2 separate regions of the Homo sapiens genome follow, and region 1 is linked to region 2. Evidence: read pairs that join two places in POLR2A ChIA-PET (ENCODE). Cell type or tissue: PC-9. All regions are shown on one strand. Links, peaks and the distances in the headings refer to the core of each region. The heading gives the core; the rest is flanking DNA.

What was found. ChIA-PET counts read pairs that join two places held together with the same protein. Peaks named below come from ENCODE experiments on the same cell type or tissue, not always from the same donor. Only the 100,000 strongest peaks of a DNase experiment are listed, where the experiment ranks them.
Region 1: POLR2A ChIA-PET joins it to region 2 with 6 read pairs; 3 of 35 experiments call an interaction of 5 or more read pairs at or near these places.

Annotation. Positions count from the first base shown.
Region 1 is chr12:64,266,396-64,277,332 of GRCh38, reverse strand. It overlaps C12orf56 (chromosome 12 open reading frame 56), which reads left to right. Exons shown (of 13, transcript NM_001170633.2): 10 at 1,961-2,035; 11 at 2,358-2,432; 12 at 6,619-6,797; 13 at 10,045-10,937. The coding sequence ends at 10,150. It also overlaps the pseudogene OOEPP2. Among named protein-coding and RNA genes, the nearest start is that of KICS2, 50 kb to the right of the region's middle. In PC-9, for the core only: a CTCF peak has its summit at 3,434 (motif pointing left); no DNase peak of the experiment used is centred there.
Region 2 is chr12:64,154,908-64,165,844 of GRCh38, reverse strand. It overlaps SRGAP1 (SLIT-ROBO Rho GTPase activating protein 1), which reads right to left. Exons shown (of 22, transcript NM_020762.4): 22 at 3,628-10,937. Among named protein-coding and RNA genes, the nearest start is that of KICS2, 62 kb to the left of the region's middle. In PC-9, for the core only: no CTCF peak of the experiment used is centred there; a DNase peak (open chromatin) is centred at 4,974; H3K27ac peaks cover 1,979 bases.

The DNA of each region.
Region 1 (10,937 bases), core at 3,394-8,393, 110 kb before region 2:
GCAGGGGTCTAATGGGTGAAAAATCACTGTCTTAGAGATTTTAGGGTTAACTCTTATACTTTACCATTTTCCTACTTATATGAACAGTATAAATTCTCAGCAAGAGTTACTTGTTTTTCTAAGGTTGTACCAAGACATTAGAAATATCAAACTGCCTAGAAGGCATACCTTCTGAGAGAATAAACCAACTTATTATTAGTTTATTTTGAGCCAGGTTAACAGACTTTTTTTTAAAGGATGAAACATGATTTGATAGTTCTTAAATATATGGTCAGAATTATGTTTTAGAAAACTCATTCAGTCATTCACTCAGTAATTTTTTTTTTTTTTTTTTTTTTTAAGAAAGGGTTTCACTCTGTTGCCCAGGCTGGAGTGCAGTGGCACAATCTCGGCTCACTGCAGACTTGACCTCCCAGGCTCAAGTAATGCTCTCACTTCAGACTCCTGAGTAGCTAGGACTACAGGCATGAGCCACCACGCCTGGCTAATTTTTGTATTTTTTGTAGAGATGGGGTCTTGCCATGTTACCCAGGTTGGTTTCAAATCCCTGAGCTCAAGCGATTTGCCTGTCTCGGCCTCCCAAAATGCTAAGATTACAGGCATGAGCCACCACACCTGGCCACAGTCAGTAAATATTTATTGAGCATCTATTATGAGCAAACAGTGTGCTAGGCAGTAGGGTCAAAACAGTAAGCAAAACAGACACGACCCCTGCCTTCATTAGTTTCTACTCTGCTGGGAGAGACAGACATTATTCAAATATATCCATGAATATATAATTACAGACTGTATATAGAGAGTCTCCAATACCACTTTCAATGGTGGATTAGCTATTAAAGAGTGGGGTGGAACCAAGACTCAGATAGGCAGGGCTATTAAGAAGTTAGTGCCATAATCTAGGTAAGGAAAGATATTGGCCAGAGGGAAGCATTCCTTGACCACCAAATGAGACTAGTCCTCCTTTATAGAGCTCCCTTAACTTCCTGTACATTTCTTTCATAGCCCTTGTCTCAGTTTATAATTAGGCATTTGTGTATTTGATCACTTGATGTTTGTTCCCCAACTAGATTGTATGTTCCATGAGGGCAGGTCTCATGTCTGTGTTGTTCTCCCTTGCGTCCCCAACACCTAGCATGGTGTCTGATGCATATTTGTTGAGTAAATAAATGAAGAAAAGGGATAGTAATTGTAAAGAGGAGTTTGGAATTCTTGAGAGGAATGAAGTATCTCTAAACCCTCTATTTATCCATCCCACAGAAGGAATCTTAGTTTAATTTGGGAATAAGCCTAAATTCCCCAGAGAATCTCTCACCTCAACTCGCGGGGGGGGGTGTGTATTTCTACATTCTTGAAAGGAAGTAGGGTTGTTGATCTGATTGATTTTGCAAATCAAATATGCAATTTTTTGTCTTAGTATTCTGTGGGCCAGCCAGGGATAATGGCTTGCATCTGAATCCCAGCTACTCAGGAGGCAGAGGTGGGAGAATCACTTGAGGCCAAGAGTTCCATACCAGCCTGGGCAACAAGCGAGACCCTGTCTCTACAAAAATAAAAAATCAAAAATTACCTGGGCATGGTGGCACATACCTGTAGTCCTAGCTACTGGGGAGACTGAGGTGAAAGGATGGGTTGGGCTCAGGAATTTGAGACCAGCCTGGGCAATATAGTGAGACCTCATCTCTACAAAAAATTAAAAAAATAAGATTAGCCAGCATGGTAGCTTGCACCTGTAGTCCCAGCTACACAGAAAGCAGAGGTGAGAGGAATGGCTTGTGCCCAGGAGTTTGAGGCTGCACAGACCCATGACCACAGCACTGTACTCCCACCTGGGTGGCAGCATGAGACCTTGTCTCAAAAAAAAGAGAAAGTTTATTGTATAAGTACCTAAAGGGAACCATGGGAAATTATCGTTTTCTGACTTGGCTTATGACATTGCATTGATTATTCTTGAAAATTCTAGTTACAGAAGCTTATTCTGGAGTATACAAATACTGCTACAGCACTTTTATATGAGATACTTCTGGTCTTTCAGCAGGTACAATTTTTAAAAATTATATTTTTACATATTTTATGTAACTATAAATTACATGACTATTATATATTATGATATATGTATATTATGTGATTATGTTATATGATTAATAATATATCAAAAATGCTTGTACTTGAGATGGTCTCCAAAACTGGTTGATTTCAATGATATGAACTTTGCTCTTAAGTGCTCATCTAGTTTATTTTCCAAAACTGATTTTAAGGATTCGATTAATCAGGATAAAAATGTATTTAAGAATGAGTATCCTTTTATATACTACTTGAACTTTATGAATATAACTTGTTTATTTCCTTGAGTCTTTTAGGGAAATCTCGGATTGGGATCCACAAAGTTTGCTATTAGCTGGATAATGTCCTTTCTACAAAGCTGTCCTCCCATCGTAAGTATCTAGAAGTCAAAACGAAATCACCCCCAAGCCTAATTAAACAGATACTCTTGTGCTTAATTAATAAAACACAGATTTTCCCTGTGATGTAATCAAGTTTATCAACCAGAAGCAAAGTGTAAATTTGACAGTTTATTATTTAATTGATAAATCGTTTTTACATTTTGGACCTGAATGTTTAAGGTACTGAAATTATATCTTAAATGGGAACGTTATTTCATGAAAAACTCTAAGATACATGTAGAAAACAGAATATTAAATTATTAGCTGTATAATTAGGTAAAAAGATAAACATTTACCTTAAATAGTGAGCATGAATCTAACACTTGGGATCATTTGTGTGCTCTGTCCCACAGACACCATCCTAGTTCCTATTATCACCATTTCTTTCCTTGATGCTACAATCACATCTCAATGGTCTGTCCCTGTCTTCCCACCAGATTACAGGCTGAGGGATCCATTTGAAATAAAAATCTGATTGTCATCCCTTGCTTCAAATCTCTCAATAACTCTTCCTTCTGAATGAAGACTAAACTCCTTAACATGGCCTACAGGGCCCTGCGTGCTATGGCCGACAGCTTCCTCTGGTCCCTCAGCCTCCCTGCTGTGTGGGTCTCTTGCTCACCATCCCTCTCCCCACCACCACCCCCCTCCCTGCAGCTGCATCACAGGACCTGTACCGTTGCATCTGTCTCTCCATTGGAAATGCTTTCCCTCCCTTTTTCACCTGGTCAACTTCTACTCATCCCTCAGGCCTCAGGGCCCCTTCCTGGGGTGTGGCAGTGGAGGACGCTTCTCTGCCCCCCGTGACAGGGGAGATTCCCTCATTAGAGGCACAAACAGTGCATGGCATGGTGTCCTCTTCCTCTGCTTTATAGGCCTCGTCACTGTTGCAGTTTGCATTTGTTTGTGTTATTATTTGCTTCTGCCGTGTCACAGCCATTAGTGCCCACTCATATTCTGTCTCTGCCTCCTTCTGGGCACATGGTGGGACTGCACTTCCCTCTCCATGTGAAATTGTGGGGTGGAGGCGGTCTCTGTGGCTGCTTTGGCTAATGAAATGTGATCAGAAGTGGCCTATGTCACTTCTGGGCAGAAGCTTTAAGAGCCAGTATGTGCCACCTGGCATTCTCTTTTCCTTCGGCATAGCACCCACAAGGTGGCTGCCCTGCCTGCAGATGGCCAAGAGTAACCACAGTGAGCAGAGCCCTGCAGACCCCTCTGGGACATGCAGTGTGAATGAGTAATCAACCTTTGCTGTTTCAAGCAAAGCACTGGTATTTTGGGAGGTTTGTTACCACAGCATAATCTAGTCCATCACGACTGATACAATGTCTTTCTCTTCCAACAGACTGCCAGTGCCGTGAGGGTAGAAGCTATGTCTGTTGTGCTAGGCACACCATAAATGTTCAGTAAAATATCTGCTGAATTAATTGTAGTAGAGGCTTTATCCCTTAATCTCTTCCCACCTCCTCAAACTTATGCATTCAGTCAACAAACACTTAATTGGAAATCTCTTCAAAAGAGTAATCTAAACTAAATTTCCATTGCTGATGGACACGAGGTAATATGTTCTTTTTTTTTTTTTTTTTTTTTTGAGACAGAGTCTTGCTCTGTTGCCCAGGCTGGAGTGCAGTAGTTCTGCGATCTCAGCTCACTGCAACCTCCACCTCCCAGATTCAAGCAATTCTCCTGCCTCAGCCTCCCAAGTAGCTGGGATTACAGGCACCTGCCACCATACCCGGCTAAATTTTGTATTTTTTAGTACAGACGGGGTTTCGCCATGTTGCCCAGGCTGGTCTGGAACTCCTGACCTCAGGTGATCATCCACCTTGGCCTCCCAAATTGCTATTACAGGCATGAGCCACTGTGCCCGGCCTGTTCTCTTTCCATATATGGACACGCATCTGTTGGACCATCAGTGGTCCCCTGCTGTTTCTCTAGAGTGATGTTGGGTCTGTTCTATGGGATCTAGACTGTCTTGTCAGATCCCTATGACATATGTTTACACAAAGCTGGCTGGGGCCAGAGGGTACATTTGTCAGTAGAACAGCCAGCTGCCTTCTACAGAAGTTGAGCCCATGAACTTGTCTTCCTCAGTAGCACACAGGCCCCAACCAATCTCAGACCATTTCACAGAATGTTTGAAAGTTATAGTCATTCACAGCAATGGAAGCTCATATGTGCAAGATGCAAGACCCCTTTGTTTTCTGTGTGGTGGCTGCAGACCCTATTACATGGACTGATGTGTGGAAATCTGGGTTTTACAGACTCCACGTAACAGGAAAGTTTCTTTTTATTTATTTATTTTTTTATTTTTATTTTTTTACTTTCATTTCCCATGTAAGCCTTCCTGCATGGTATTTATTTATTTATTTATTTATTTATTTGAGACAGAGTCTCCCTTTGTCACCCAGGCTGGAGTGCAGTGGTGCGATCTCGGCTCACTGCAACCTCCACCTCCTGGGTTCAAGTGATCCTCCTACCTCAGTCTCCCAAGTAGCTGGGATTACAGGCACCTGCCACCACGACTGGCTAATTTTTGTATTTTTAGTAGAGACAGGGTTTCACCATGTTAGCCACGCTGGTCTCAAACTCCTGACCTCAGGAGATCCTCCCACTTCGGCCTCCTAAAGTGCTGGGATTACAGCTGTGAGCCACCGTGCCTGGCCGCATTTATTTATTTTAAAAAATTTTTAAAAATGAGATGGGGTCTTGCTATGTTTCCCAGGCTGGTCTCAAACTCCTGGGCTCAAGCAGTCCTCCTGCCTCAGCCTCCTAAGTAGCTGGGAATACAGGCATGTGCCACTGTACTCTGGCTAAAAGGAAGTTTCTTTACCAGCCTCTAAAGTTGGTTCACCAAAGGAATTGGGTTGAGTATGAGGCTAGTCTGTGACCATGAAGCATGTAAGGATGAAGGGTTGGCAAAAGAAAGCTTCAATATTAACCCAGTTATAAACAGTATGGGCAGAAACAAATCATTCAAGAGACATTTGCAAGCAAAGAAACTGGGATCATTGCTATGCACCTGCATGTCAGTCAGCTCTCATTATCTTACTTGGTTAGAGAAAGGTGCTAGAAAAGTTAAAAACTTAATTTCTAAATAGGCTAATTAACATTGTTCTGTTCTACTGCCTCAGACTCTCTCAGCTCAAGCTGTGTTTGCCAGGCAATATATGTTTAATCAATATATATATAATGTTTTGTCAACACATGTAAATGGTCTGGAATGGGAAAAATCCACTTCCACCTACTTGCCCTACCTGTAGGGAAGGGCCAGTTGCAACATATTACAATAGAAAAGGCAACACATTTTTACTGATACTAATTCAATGGGTGTGTAGTGTGACCTGTTGGTTAGAGTTTGAAAAGGCACTAGTGTTCTTTTCTGCTTTTCACACAAGCCTACGTTTATGGATTGTAATTACACAGAAGAGTAACTACTTGCACTCGCCCAGGCTGGAGTGCAGTGGTGCGATCTTGGCTCACTGCAACCTCTGCCTCTGCATTCAAGCAGTTCTTGTGCCTCAGCCTCCCAAGTAGCTGGGATTACAGACATGTGACACCATGCCTGGCAAATTTTTGTATTTTTAGTAGAGATGGGGTTTTGCCATGTTAACCAGGCTGTCTAGAACTCCCTGCCTCAAGTGATCTACCCGCCTCAGCCTCCCAAAGTGCTGGGATTACAGATGAGGCACAGTGCCCGACCTGGCCTCTTATACTTTTTTTTGAGATGGAATCTTGCTCTGTTGCCCAGGCTGGAGTGCAGTGACATGATCTCGGCTCACTGCAACCTCTGCCTCCCGAATTAAGCGACTTTCCTGCCTCAGCCTCCTGAGTAGCTGGGATTACAGGCATGCACCACCACGCCTGACTGATTTTTGTATTTTTAGTAGAGACGGGGTTCCACCATGTTGGTCAGGCTGATCTCGAACTCCTGACCTCGTGATCCACCTGCCTTGGTCTCCCAAAGTGCTGGGATTACAGGCGTGAGCCACCATGCCCAGCTTCCTCCTATACTTTTTATTTGACATTGGATACCATTTCAATAAGGAACATTGCAACAGTGGTGTTAGGGTAGTGAGGGCCTCAGTCTAGATTTGTAGTTGAAGCTCCAGCTGAAATAGTTGCTTTTGTGGGTGGCACACAGCCTACATGTAACTGTATTTTCCTTGTCTAGATTACTTTTGTGGCCAGTATTGTGAAACAAGTGGTGAGGGGTCTTTCAGCTTCATTTCAGCTGCTAAGTCCCTGCCAAGCAGTTCTGTTGTACCAGCAATTTTACATCCTCAAGAGCTGTCTGCGGCACAGCAGGACTCTAGCTGAGTATATTAGGAATAACTACAGAGAAGAATTCAGGTAAGAAAAAATGTCTGAATCTAATCTGCAGTAAGATTTCACTCATTTCTGAGTTCATGCAAACCTGCAACATGGTCCAATATTTAGAAGATTAGGTATTTATCAGGAATTCTTTTTTGTTTGTTTGTTCTTTTTGAGATGGAGTCTTGCTCTGTCACCCAGGCTGGAATACAGTGGTGCAATCTTGGCTCACTGCAACCTCTGCCTCCCAGATTTGAGCAATTCTCCTGCCTCAGCCTCCTGAGTAGTTGGGATTACAGGCGCCCGCCACCATGCCTGGCTAATTTTTTTTTTGTATTTTTAGTAGAGACAGGGTTTCACCATGTTGGTCAGGCTGATCTCGAACTCCTAACCTGATGATCCACCCACCTCAGCCTCCCAAAGTGCTGGGATTACAGGTGTGAGCCACCGCACCTGGCCTATTTTTGTTTTTAATAATATTTCACTTTGATCTGTGAAAATGGTAGGATTTTGGGGACCTCTAAGAACCATTGCCATTTGAAGTATATTCCCAGGCCAGAAAAGACTAGTGAAACATCAAACTCTCTTTGAAGAACGGTTTGTCACTCATTGTCTTTATTGTAGCTGCATCTCACGGAAGTAGTAATAATTTTAACCTGCTGTGAGTAATTAAGAGTAATAAACTTGGCTGGGCATGGTGGCTCATGCCTGTAATCCTAGCACTGTGGGAGGCTGAGCCGGGCAGATTACTTGAGGTCAGGAGTTTGAGACCAGGCTGAGCAACATGGTGAAACCCCGTCTCTACTAAAAATACAAAAATAAGCTGAGCCTGGTGGTGCACGCCTGTAATCCCAGCTATTCGGGAGGCTGAGGCAGGAGAATCACTTGAACCCAGGAGGCAGAGGTTGCAGTGAGCTGAGATCATGCTGACACACTCCAGCCTGGGCAACGGAGGGATATTCCGCCTCAAAAAAAAAAAAGTGTAAATAAACTTCACTGAAGAGGATAATAAATTATGGATTGTGACTTACAATTGAGTTATTGGACAGAAGCAATTGATAAAGGAGTAACAATTAATGAACATGGTTATCAGGGGTTTTGTTTGTTTCACTTACCCCTCTCAGTAACAGAACAGTAAGAAAGAACAGTAGCCAGCATTGGCTTCATCTGCCAGCCTGTTCTCCTGCACCTCAGGGGTTCCATTTCTATTTATAGGCTGCCAAAGCCAAGTGCACTTAGCAGTGCAGCCCTGCATAGCACCCATTAAGGAGAAAACCCAGGTTGTCTCTGACTTAAGATGAAAAGGGTACAGCGGACACAGCTTTGTCATTTGTTTGGATGAAGACGTAAAAGGATGTGGAGACATAAATTACAGCCTTAGATTGTCTTTTTTTAAAAAAAAACTACAGTCCAATTTATAGACTTTTTTTTTTTTGACACAGGGTCTCACTCTGCCACCTAGGCTGGAGTGTAGTGCTGTGATCTCGGCTTATCACAATCTCTGCCTCCTGGGCTCAAGCAATGCCCCCTTCCACTTCAGCCTCCTGAGTAGTTGGGACTACAGGCATGCACCATCACGCCTAGCTAATTTTTGTATTTTTAGTAGAGATGGAGTTTTGTCATGTTGGCCAGGCTAGTCTTGAACTCCTGGCCTCAAGTGATTCACCTGCCTCGGCCTCCTAAAGTGCTAGGATTACAGGTGTGAGCCACCACACTCAGCCATGGACTTTTTGTCTTCCATGAGGTGTTCCATTCTGACTCCCATAAAAGGGATTTGTTTGGCTCTGAGCTCGTCCAAACAACCCAATTCCCATCTCTTCCCTCTTGCACCTCCTCACTTAAAAAAATATATATATTAAGGTAAATTTCACATAGTATGAAATTTACCATTTTAAAATATACAATTCCATAGTTTTTAAATTCACCATATTTTGCAACTGTCATAACTATCTAATTGCACACCATTTTCATCACCTCAAAAGAAACTCAGTATCCATTAAGCAATCACACCACATATTCTCCTCCTCCTAACCCCTGGAAACCACTAATTTACTTTCTGTTGTGATGGATTTGCCTATTCTGGACATTCTACATAAATGGAGCGTATAATATGTGATCTTTTGTGTCTGACTTCACTGAGCTTAATGTTTTCAAGGTTCATCCACATTGTAGCATGTATCATACAACTCAATTTTTAAAACTTAGATACAAACATCTGAAAATCAGGACAACTGGCAAAGTGGTGTCACACTTGTGAGATGACAACAGTTAGGCAGAACTCCTGCAGCTACCCCCTTAGGTGCATCATGTACTGTTTAGTTTGCCACCATCTCCTCTCTCTCTTGCTTACTCTTACCCCCTAAATTACATTACTGGTAGCCATTTAGGTGTGGATTCTTGTTTTAAACTAGTGTTTTCAACTCACATTGCATTGGAATTATCTGAGCAACTACAGGTTGAGCATCCCTAAACCAAAAATCCAAAATTTGCAATGCTCCAAAATCCGAAATCATTTGAACACCAACATGATGCTCAAAGTAAATGCTCATTGTAGCATTTCAGATTTTACATGTTCATATTAGGGATGCTCAACCATTAAGTATAATGCAGATACTCCAAAATCTGAAAAAATCTGAAATCCGAAACACATCTGATTGCAATCATTTTGGATAAGAGATACTCAACCTATTAAAAAAATACTGATAACCAGGTGTCACACGTAGAAATTCTGTTTCCATTTGTCTGGCGTGGTACCAGGGCTGTGAGATTTTAAAGATAAAGCTCTCCAGGTGATTCCAATGTGCATCAGGGTTGAGAACCATTCTTTTAAGTCATCCAAGGGGATGGTTGAAGTCTTTCTCATTTTTGCCTCTTCCTCTGGCCTTTCCTAGGCTTTTACTGAGGCCGTGGGGGATGAGTTCTACTCTTCCCTCTTGACTTGGCCCTAGTAGTCACCACAGCTTGACCCTTTCATTTCAACACCTCACTGCGCATTGCCTGATAAACCAAGAAGCAGGAGCCTCTGCTCATACTGTGGTGAGGACAGTCCACATGTCAGAGATTTTCTAGGTCACAAATGGGGGAGATTGGAGGGACAGTCCACATGTCAGAGATTTTCTAGGTCACAAATGGGGGAGATTGGAGATCTGAAAATGCTGACCAAGTCTTGTAGCTTAGATTCCCACACCCAACAACCCTAGCCAGTGAGTGTGAATGTACTCAAGTGACCAATGTGAAAATTCTTGTTTTTAAAACTCTCTATTTTGTTTCTTTTTATGATTTGCAGGTACTTTATTCACATGCCAGCCTTGCAGAAAAGGCTCCCATTGTGTTACCCCATCACTCAACCTACCATTCAACTTTTTCATGAAGTTCTGAAATTGGTTGAATAGAAACAAACAATGTACGCAATGTTAATAAGAGTATAAAATGTTAATCAAGAGTCAACTTGATATTCACGAGAAACATTTTTTTATTTGTTTAATATCTGGCTATCTCTGAGTCCTATAAACAAAGATTTTAATTGAATGTTCCATCAATACCTCTCTATGAGAAGTTTAAAATTTTAAAAAATAAATTTGATTTATTATAAGTGTGCAAAGATCTTTATGCCATTGGGCAAAAGAGCCATTTCTTTATTAGAGTAGTTCTTCAAACTCACTCTTGCCACAAAATAAACGACTATCCATCAAGACACAGGAAAAAGGAATGCAGGGATTTAGGAAAGCTGTACTCACTTCTCTTCCACCTTAGCAGCAAAAGCAAGAAGGTTCTCAAAATTCTCCTGATAATAGTTCTGTTGCTTAAGCAATAGGATGCCGGGGAGTGTGGGGGCCTGAGGCATGGGCATTCAAGTTCTTCTCAAGGTGTTTTATCTTCTCAGCTTGGGCACAGTGTTCTCGGTGAAACCATGCCAGGCACAGGAGCATGCTCTTCACCCGATTCTGTACTCAGAGCCATCCAAAAACCATTATTTCGACTAGGTTCTTGGAGTCCACTATGTCCACCACCAGCAGGGCCTGGCGCATCCACGCCACTTCTGGAATTACAGCTTGGTCTGGGCCTAAGGTCACTCACTCAAGATCTCATCCGCCAGCCACGCCTCCAGGTAGAACACCAAAGGGTCTCTCAGTTCCTGCACCAGAAACCACCAAGGCCGGAGGCCAGAGTTTTAAAATC
Region 2 (10,937 bases), core at 2,365-7,364:
GGGGTTAATTCATGATTTGGCTCTCTACTTGCCAGTTGTTGGTGAATAGGGATGCTTGTGACTTTTGCACGTTGATTTTGTATCCTGAGACTTTGCTGAAGTTGCTTATCAGCTTAAGAAGTTTTTGGGCTGAGATGATAGAGTTTTCCAGATATAGGATCATGTCATCTGCAAGCAGAGACAATTTGACTTCCTCTCTTCCTGTTTGAATACCCTTTATTTCTTTCTCTTGCCTGATTGCCCTAGCCAGAATTTCCAGTACTATATTGAATAGGAGTGGTGAGAAAAGGCATCCTTGTCTGGTGCCAGTTTTCAAGGGGAATGCTTCCAGCTTTTGCCCACTCGGTATGATATTGGCTGTGGCTCTGTCATAAATGGCTCTTATTATTTTGAGGTATGTTCCTTCAATACCTAGTTTATTGAGAGTTTTTAAGGTGAAGGGATGTTGAATTTTACCAAAGGTCTTTTCTGCATCTGTTGAGATGATCATGTGGTTTTTGTCTTTAGATCTGTTTATTTGATGAATTATTTTTATTGATTTGCATATGTTGAACCAGCTTTGCATCCTGGGGATGAAGCCAACTTGATTGTGGTGAATAAGCTTTTTGATGTGCTACTGTATTTGGTTTACCAGTATTTTATTGAGTATTTTTGCATCAATATTCATCAGGGATATTGGCCTGAAGTTTTCCTTTTTTTGTTATTGTATTTCTGTCAGGTTTTGGTTATTAAGATGATGCTGGTCTCATAGAATGTCTTAGGGAGGAGTCCCTCCTTTTCAATTGTTTGGAATAGTTTTGGAAGAAAGGGTATCAGGTCTTCTTTGTACTTCTGGTGGAATTCACCTGTAAATCCATCTGGTCCTGGGTTTTTGTTGTTGTTGTTGTTAGGCTATTTATTACTGCCTCAATTTCAGAATTTGTTTATTTGTCTCTTCAGGGATTCAACCTCTTCCTGGTTCAATATTGGGAGTGTGTATGTGTCCAGGAATTTACCCTTTTCTTCTAGATTTTCTAGTTGATTTGCAGAGGTGCTTATAGTATTCTGTGATGGTTGGTTGTATTTCTGTGGGGTCAGTGGTGATACCCCTTTATCATTTTTTAAGGTGTCTATTTGATTCTTCTCTCTTTTCTTCTTTATTACTCTAGCTAGTAGTCTATATATTTTATTATTATTTTTCAAAAAACCAGCTCCTGCGTTCATTGATTTTTTTGAAGGGTTTTTCAAGTCTCTATCTCCTTTACTTCTACTCTGAGCTTGGTTATTTCTTGTCTTCTGTTAGCTTTGGGGTTTGTTTTCTCTTGGTTCTCTAGTTCTTCTAGTTGTGATGTTAGGGTGTCTATTTGTGATCTTTCTAGGTTTTTTGATGTGGGTATTTAGTGCTATAAATTTCCCTCTTAACACTGCATCAGCTGTGTCCCTGAGATTCTGGTACGTTGTCTCTTTGTTCTTATTGGTTTCAAATAACTTTTTGATTTCTGCTTTAATTTCATTATTTACCCAGGAGTCATTCAGGAGCAAGTTGTTTAGTTTCCATGTAGTTGTATGGTTTTGAGTGAATTTCTTAATCTTGAGTTCTAATTTGATTGCACTGTGGTCTGAGAGACTGTTTGTTATTTCAGTTCTTTTACATGTGCTGAGGAGTGATTTACTTCCAGTTATGTGAGCAATTTTAGAGGAAGTGCCAAGTGGCACTGAGAAGAGTGTATATTCTGTTATTTTGGGGTGGAGAGTTCTGTCGATATCTATTAGGTCCACTTGATCCAGAGCTGAGTTTGAGTCCTGAATATCTTTGTTAATTTTCTGTCTTGATGATGATCTATCTAATATTGACAGTGGTGGTGTTAAAGTCTCCCACTATTATTGTGTGGGAGTCTAGGTCTCTTTGTATGTCTCTAAAAACTTATTTATGAATCTGGGTGCTCCTGTATTGGATGCATATATATTTAGGATAGTTAGCTCTTCTTATTGAATTGACTCCTTTACCATTATATAATGGCCTTCTTTGTCTTTTTTGATCTTTGTTGGTTTAAAGTCTGTTTTTTCAGAAACTAGGATTGCAAGCCCTGCATTTTGGATTTTCCATTTGCTTGGTAAATTTTCCTCCATCCTTTTATTTTGAGTCTATGTATGTCTTTGCATGTGAGAGGGGTCTCTTGAATACAGCACACCTATGGGTCTTGACTCTCTACAATGTGTCTTTTAATTGGGGCATTTAGCTTATTTAAATTTAAGGTTAATATTGTTATGTGTAAATTTGATCCTGTCATCATGATGCTAGCTGATTATTTTGCAGCCAAGCCATCTTCTCTTGAGGCAGCAAATGGGATGCTCACACACCCCCTGGTGTAGATAGGCACTATTTTGCAACTGTTGTTGTCTGCAGAATTTGGGAAATTCTCCCTGGTTAAAAGGCAGCTTGGTCCCAACTAGCATGTACCTTTTTAACATTCAGGGTTCTGTTTACTCTCCTCTCAAGAATAACTTTTTTTTTTTTTTTTTTTTTTTGAGATGGAGTCTCACTCTGTTGCCCAGGCTGGAGTGTGGTGGTGCAATCTCGGCTCACTGCAAGCTCCACCTCCTGGGTTCATGCCCTCCTGTCTCAGCTTCCCGAGTAGCTGGGACTATAGGCGCCCGCCACCATGCCTGGCTAATTTTTTTGTATTTTTTAGTAGAGATGGAATTTCACCGTGTTAGCCAGGATGGTCTCAATCTCCTGACTTCGTGATCCACCCGCCTCAGCCTCCCAAAGTGCTGGGATTACAGGCGTGAGCCACGTCACCCAGCCAAGAATAACTATTTTACCTTTACTAGGAAGAAAATTGTTCCTAACAACTTGTATCAGTCAGCACTTTCAGTTGCAAGCATCAGAAACCCACTCCAATTGATTTTAAGCAGAAAGGATTTGTTAAGAAGCTAAAGGAGGAGCTTGTGTTTAAAGGTGGTGATTTCAAGACAGACATTTATCTTTACAGCCTCCAAACACCTCTCTTAAGGACAATTAGGGGCATTTAAAAGAAGATATAAGCACACAGGTTAAAGAAAATAAGAGAGGTACAACAGTTACAAAGCTTTGGAAGCTACAAAAGAGATTGCAAAGAATAATTAATTTAGCATCTGAAGAAAGTTGAATCCCAAACTGGAAACCTGACTTGCATTAAGGAAACTTCTCAAAGTTTCAGAAATTGATCCCACTTGATATTTCTGTGAGGTGAGGCTGAAACAGGGATATTTGTAGCTATAAGAAGCAGTTAAGTCTCAATATATTTTCCAACTCCATGTGGCCAGGCAAATATACTCCTTATTGCTCTACCAGGAGACTTGGAGATTTACTTTCTAGAGCAGTAGTTCCCAACCTTTTTGGCACCAGAGACCGGTTTTGTGGAAGACAATTTTTCCACAGATGATAGTGGGATTTAGGGGGATTAGATTGTCATAAGGAGCGCACAACCTAGATCCCTCAATTGTGCAGTTCACAGTAGGGTTCACCCTCCCATGAGAATCAGCCTTGGCTGATCTGACAGGAGGCAGAACTCAGGCGGTAATGGTCACTTACCCCCTGCTGTGCAGCCCGGTACCTAATGGGGTAGGGGGAGGGTAATGAGCATTATTGAGGTATAATTCATATATCATACAATTTAGTACTTTATTGGATACAATTCAGTGGTTTTTAGTATATTTACAGATGTGTAGTTATCACACAATGAATTTTGGAACATTTTATCAGCCCCAAAAGAACATCCCATACTCCCATTAGCAGTCATTTCTCTCCCCAAACCCTTTTCCCAGCCCTCAGCAACTACAAATCTACTTTGTATTTTTATAGATTTGCCTATTCTGAACATTTCTTATGGATAAAATATACACAATATGTGGTTTATGACTGGCTTATTTCACGTAATAATGTTTTCAGTTTACCCATGTTGTAGCGTGTATCAGTACTCCGTTCTTTCCCATCTTCATTACAGAATAGTATTCCATTGTATCAATATACCACATTTGCTTATTCATTTGTCCCTCTGTTGATGGACATTTGCATTGCTTCTATCATTTGGCTATTATGGATAATACTGCTATGACAATCTGTTTTTTAGTGCCCTTCTTTAGTGCTTGTTTTTAAATTCGAGCAGATAGCCAAGGATCACCAGGAATTTTAGGAAAGCCTGTAACATAAACGAAAGCAAAGCAAACACAGGTCAAAAATTTAAAAAAGCAACTTAGAGGAAATACAGTGTGCAGAGAGAAGAAAACTTAGAAGAACTATCACTAATAATCTCAAAATAAAAAAATATATAGGACCTGTCAAATAAGGACAGGATTCTATAAAAAAATGAACAGCCAGCTCACAAAAAGAGCTTTTGGAAATTAAAAGCATGAGAGCAGAAATAAAGTACTTAACAGAAGAGTTAGCAGATAAAGTTGAGGATATTTCCCTGAAAATAGAGCAAAAAGTCAAATAGATGAAAAACTGGAGGAAAATTAGTAAAATTATAGGATCAGTTCATGAGGTCCAACCTCCAAATATTAGGAATTATAAGAAAACAGATGGAATGGAGGAGATAAAATAATCAAATAAATCTTCCTTGATAGATCCAAGAAGGTTTATAAACTATAGCATGTTTTTAATGCATTGAGTTTGAAAGCATTTCTGTGGAAGATTTTGAGAATGAATTAATTTTTATCTACTTATGTACATAGAAAGCTAAGCAAATGAAATAAAAGTAATTATAAGCTCCAGGGAAAAGAAGACTTTCCAGAATCAAAGTGTAAGATGGGCTGAAATGGTCTTCAGTACAATGAATCAAAATAGATCCACATCAGGATATTCTGAAATTTCAGAAACCCTGAGAAAAACATGCAATAGTAAATTATGTATAGGGAAAAAAAAGAACATACAAAGTAACAGAATTAGAATGGCTTTGGAATGTTCGGTAGCAACACTGATGCAACATCTCCAAAATCCTGAGGGGAAATGATTCATAATGCTAGAGAGAATAGAGAAATATGGGCACAATCCTTCTTGTTTGTCGATCTCTCCTTGGCTCTGCCTTTTCATGCTGTTTCTACCTCTTTCTGCCACCTCATTCTTACACTTTCCAGATAATGAGCCACTCTGAGAAAATCTTCCTCACCTACCATACTGATATTGAATGTTTAGCTTGAAGTTATCGGCCCCAGGACCCAGCCACTGGCAAACAGAGTCTGGGCTTCCTTGTGAAGACAAAGGGGTAAGGAAAATAGGAGAGTAGCCATATGCCAGTGGTACTGATTATTCATACATTAATCTTCCGACATATGAGATATATTTGCCTTTTGATTGAGAAATCTATGGTGATGGAAACTAAAGCCAAGTAAATCTAGGGCTGGGTCATTTCCACTTACACTGGGAATTACTAGGAGGACATATTTTTCCTCCTTTCCTTGACCACATTGATTTTAAGTTAACATCCTAAGTAAGATTTTATACTCAGCCAGACTATCACAATTACATGTGAGATAAAGACACTTTCTAGACATGGAATGTCTCAAAATACACTCTCAATCAGGAAGCTGATTAAGGATATACTGTGTTAAATCTAGGTCAGTCATGACTAGCTGAGATGGCTGTATGAGGTTCCAGGAAATAGTGGAACCAACTCAAGAGAAAAGTGGAGTGAGTCCCCAGAGATCTTAGGCTCTCAGCTATGCAGTAGACTTAGAGAACAACTTATCCATACTGAAACAGGTCAAATGCCTCTTTAAGTGATGGATCCAAGATTTATAAACTATAGCATGTTTCAATGCATTGAGTTTGAGAACACTTCTGTAAAAGATTTTTGAGAAGGAATTTTTACCTATTTATGTAAATAGAAAGCTAAGCAAATGAAACAAAGGTAATTATGAACTCCAGGGAAAAGAAAAAAGAAAGGAAAAGTAATTGTATGCATCAGGAAAGGCTACATTATGCTGTGGCATAACTATGCAACCTAATTCTCAATGTCAGTAGCTTGATATAACAGTAGTTTATTTCCTGCTGTTGTAGAGTCCACTCGAGTCCAAACAATTCTCCAGGATGACCATCCTCCATGCAGTGACTTAACAGTCTGTGCTTTTCTAGCATTACAGCTCTGCCATCTTAACGGGAGGCTTCTATGAGTGCCATGGCAGGGGAAGAGACTGCTTGGAAAGCTTGAATCCTCTCTCATACGTTATTGTTATTATTTTTTGAGACAGGATCTCACTCTGTCACCCAGGCTGAAGTGCAGAGGTATGATCTCAGCTCACTGCAGCGTCTACCTCCCAGGCTCAAGCGATCCTTTCACTTCAGCCTCCCAAGTAGCTGGGATCACAGTCACACACCACCACAACCAGCTACTGTTTGTTTGTTTGTTTGTTTGTTGAGATGGAGTTTCACTTTTGTTGCCCAGGTTGGAGTGCAATGGTGCAATCTTGGCTCACTGCAACCTCCGCTTCCTGGGTTAAAGCAAGTCTCCTGCCTCAGCCTCCTGAGTAGCTGGGATTACAGGCATGCGCCACCACGCCTGGCTAATTTTGTATTTTTAGTAGAGATGGGGTTTCACCATGTTGGTCAGGTTGGTCCTGAACTCCTGACCTCAAGTGATCCACCCACCTCGGCCTTCTAAAGTTCTGGGATTACAGGTGTGAACCACCGTGCCTGCCCTACAGCTAGTTTTTTAAAAAACTGTTTTGTAGGGATGGGGTCTTGCTATGTTGCCCAGGCTGGTCTTGAACTCCTAGGCTCAAGCGATCCTCCCACTTAGCCTCCCAAAGTGCTGGGATTACAGGTGCGAGCCAGTGTGCCTAGCACTCTTTTATATTTTAACCCACAAGTGACACAGATCATTTTTGCTCACAACCCACTGGCTAGATTTAGTACATAGATCCACTGAATGATGTGAATGGTGGGGCAGAGAGGGTTCTTATCATTTTTTCCTCAACCTGACCTCTGATTACTGTTTGACATGTTCCAAATGCTCCGTAAGTTGTCAAGGCACATGATATTCATGCATTTTCATTGGGATTTTTCATTTTTATTAGGTTGGTGCAAAAGTAATTGCTTTTTTTTTCTTCTTAAGATGGAGTCTCACCCTGTCACCCAGGCTGGAGTGCAGTGGTGCGATCTTGGCTCACTGCAACGTCCACCTCCCGGGTTCAAGTGATACTTCTGCCTCAGCCTCCCGAGTAGCTGGGACTACAGGTGCACGCCACCATGCCCGGCTAATTTTCGTATCATTAGTAGAGACGGGGTTTCACCATATTGGCCAGGCTGGTCTCAAACTCCTGACCTCATAATCCTAATTATTTACTAGACTTAAATGAAGTTACATTTTTATCAAAGCATAATCCAATCAATACTGATTTTAATTTAATTCTATGTCAACTAAGAGGGTAGACTTTAGCACCCGATGTGTTGGGTTTGAATCCCTGGTTTTTCTAGATGAATCTCCTTCAAAAGCAATTGGGTCTTAAACTTTTCATATACTTGAAATCACAATCCATGAAGTTGCTTTAGTATTTCATCCCTGACAAACCAGAAATGAGAAATTTTTAAGTTTTTGGAATAAAGGACAAATACAAAGCAGGAAATAGTTTTAATTTAGAAACATCTAATCCTAGATAATTTAGTAACATTGATTATAGCACAATTCTTGAGCACTAACTATGCACCAGGCAGTGTTTAATTGCTCTGGGCTCAAGCAATCCTCTTGCCTCAGCCTCCCAAATTGTGGGGATTATAGGCGTGAGCCACTGTGCCCGGCCCTGGGTTCTTTTTCTTGCATTATAGGAAGATGACATTTCCTGGCCTCCCTTGCCATGTGACTTGGACATGTACAGTAGTGATTCATGTCTCCTCCATACCAAGACAGAAAACCTCACATCATTGCAAGTGCTTTCTCTTCCTCTTCATGGTGGCCACGTACTAAGGTGGCAGCAACAAAAAAAATGGAAGGAGCCCAGAACCCTGAGTCACCTGCCCGATCCACACCAAGTTGTGATGTGAAGGAGAAATTCAGCTTGATTGTGTTACTGAGTTTGGGGGGTTGTTTGTTACAGCAGCTAGCATCAGTTATCTCTTGTGAAATCACACAGCTAACAATTGAGCCAGTATCTGACCTAGATCTATTGCCTACAGAGCCCCACATTTAACTACTATTATCTGGCCTCTTTATTGCCCCCACACACTTGAAATATAAATTTTTAAAGACATTTTATTCTTTTTTCTATCCAGAATTTATTGAATCCTGATCATTTTTTCCTTAATGTTGATTTTGTAGACTCATTTCCAGGAAGAACAATGTCAGGCAGAGAGAAGGAATTGAAAGAGTATTTTTAATAAATTTGTACATGTTAATATAATTTACTTATTTGCAATTCTCATAGCTATACGATATTCTATCCCATTTCCAGTGTGGCAGCGACAAAAAAATGGAAGGAGCCTAGAACCCTGAGTCACCTACCTGACCCACACCAGGCTATGATGTGAAGGAGAAATACAGCTTGATTGTGTTACTGAGTTTGGGGGGTTGTTTGTTACAGCAGCTAGCATCAATTACTCTCATACAGATGTGTAAACAGATACTTGCACTATAGTGTTTTAGGCCCTGCTTCAGCTCTTCCTACAGTGTCAGACATATGGTAACCCTCATGAGTTATTTGTTCAGTAAATGATGAATTTAGAGGTAGACACATCCCTTTGTTACAGTGGGGGTCTGAAGGAGTGTTGAGGGGTGGGAAAGCCACCTCACTCTATGGGAAGGCGTGTGTACTATCGCTGATCTTTCCATGTAACACCCTTTCTCCTGCCAAGAATGCCCCCTTTTTTTTTTAGAAGTGCAGCTACCATATCAAACCATCCGCTTTCTGGTCCCAAAGCATGAGCAGTGCAGGCCTAGCTGTTAAGGTCTCTCAGGTCAGATAATTTTATGCCTTATTCCCCCTATCACTTCTTCAGAGAAGGTAATCTTTCCTAGAGAAATGTGTTCTTTCGCCATTGACCCCTGGCAGTTGGTAACATTTTCACCAGCCTCCTCCTATTAAACTGCAGTGATGCAGCAGCAGCCCAAAGCCATAGAAAACATGGCAAATGTGATTTTCCATGTGTACCAACACTCATTGCTGAGCCCACTTTCCTTGAGGCCCTAACCGTGCACGTTCAGATAGATGGCTTATTATTCCCTGTTGTACTCGGTGTAATAAGGCTAGATTAATAGATTTAACTTCTATAAATATTCATTTATTTTATCATTTCCTTTTAGCTTTGCCTCTAACAAAACCCCTAATCTTGGGGTCAGGGCACCTAGAAACGTGCTCATACCCTTTCATCCTGTAGATGAGTACCCTTGGGTATCCATCACAAGGAATAGGATGATAGAAAATGAGTAACATATGCAGAGATTCAGAGTATTTGCTACTAAAAGAGCAAAAACACTGGAAATGGGATAGAATATCATATAGCTATGAAAATTGCAAATAAGTAAATCATATTAACATCTACAAATTTATTAAAAATATTCATTCAATTCCTTCTCTCCACCTGACATTGTTCTTCCTGCAAATGAGTCTACAAAATCAACATTAAGGAAAAAATAATCAGGATTCAATAAATTCTGATGAAGACAAAAAAGAATAAAATGTCTTTAAAAATTTATATTTCAAGTGTGTGGAGCAATAAGGAGGCAAGATAACAGTAGTTAAACGTGCGGCTCTGTAGGCAATAGATCTAGGTCCAGATACTGGCTCAATTGTTAGCTGTGTGATTTTACAAGAGATAATTTCTTTAAACCTCAGCTTTTGTTTGTTTGTTTTAATCTGAAAAATGGGGATAATAATGATTCCGGTCTTACAGGACTAAATCCGATAATATGAAAGCAGTTAGCACAGTGCTTGGCACATAGAAAATATTTAACTCAGCCAGGCGTGGTGGCTCATGCCTGTAATGCCAACAGTTTGGGAGACCGAGGCGGGTGGATCACCTGAGGTCAGGAGTTCAAGACCAGCCTGGCCAACATGGCGAAACCCCGGCTGTACTAAAAATACAAAAAAATTAGCTGGGTGTGGTTGTGCGCACTTGTAGTCCCAGCTGCTCTGGAGGCTGAGGCAGGAGAATCGCTTGAAACCGGGAGGCAGAGGTTGCGGTGAGCCGAGGTCGTGGTGAGCCGAGGTCGCGCCACTGCACTCCAGCCTGGGAGACGGAGCGGGACTACGTCTCAAAAAAAACAAAGCAAACAAACAAACATAAAAAATATTTAACAAGCCTGAACTTGTTTATTTTTTAATATATTTATTTATTTATTTATTTTGAGACGGAGTCCCACTCTATCACCCAAGCTGGAGTGCCGTGGCGTGACCTTGGCTCACTGCAACCTCCACCTCCCTGGTTCAAGCAATTCTCCTGCCTCAGCCTCCCGAACAGCTGGGACTATAGGCGGGCGCCACCACACCCGGCTAATTTTTTTGTATTTTTAGTAGAGATGGGGTTTCGCCATGTTGGCCAGGCTGGTCTCAAACTCCTGACCTCAGGTGATCCGCCTGTCTCGGCCTCCCAAAGTGCTGGCATTACAGGCGTGAGCCACCGTGCCCGGCCTTAACAAGCAACATGGTGAAACCCCGTCTCTACAAAAAAATACAAAAACTAGCTGGGCATGGTTGCATGCACCTGTAATCCCTCGTACTTGGGAGGCTGAGGTGGGAGGATCACTTGAGCCTGGGAGGCAGAGGTTGCGGTGAGCCAAGATCATGCCACTGCACTCCAGCCTGGGTGACAGAGTGAGACTCTGTCTCAAAAAAAAGAAAAAGAAAAAGAAAAAAATATATATATTTAACAAATGTTAACTATTTTTATTATCATATTTATGTTAACAAATGCACACTAGAAATGGCAATCATTTCTTCCCTGGGTACTGATCACATTACATGCTCCTCCTGGTTTTCCTCCT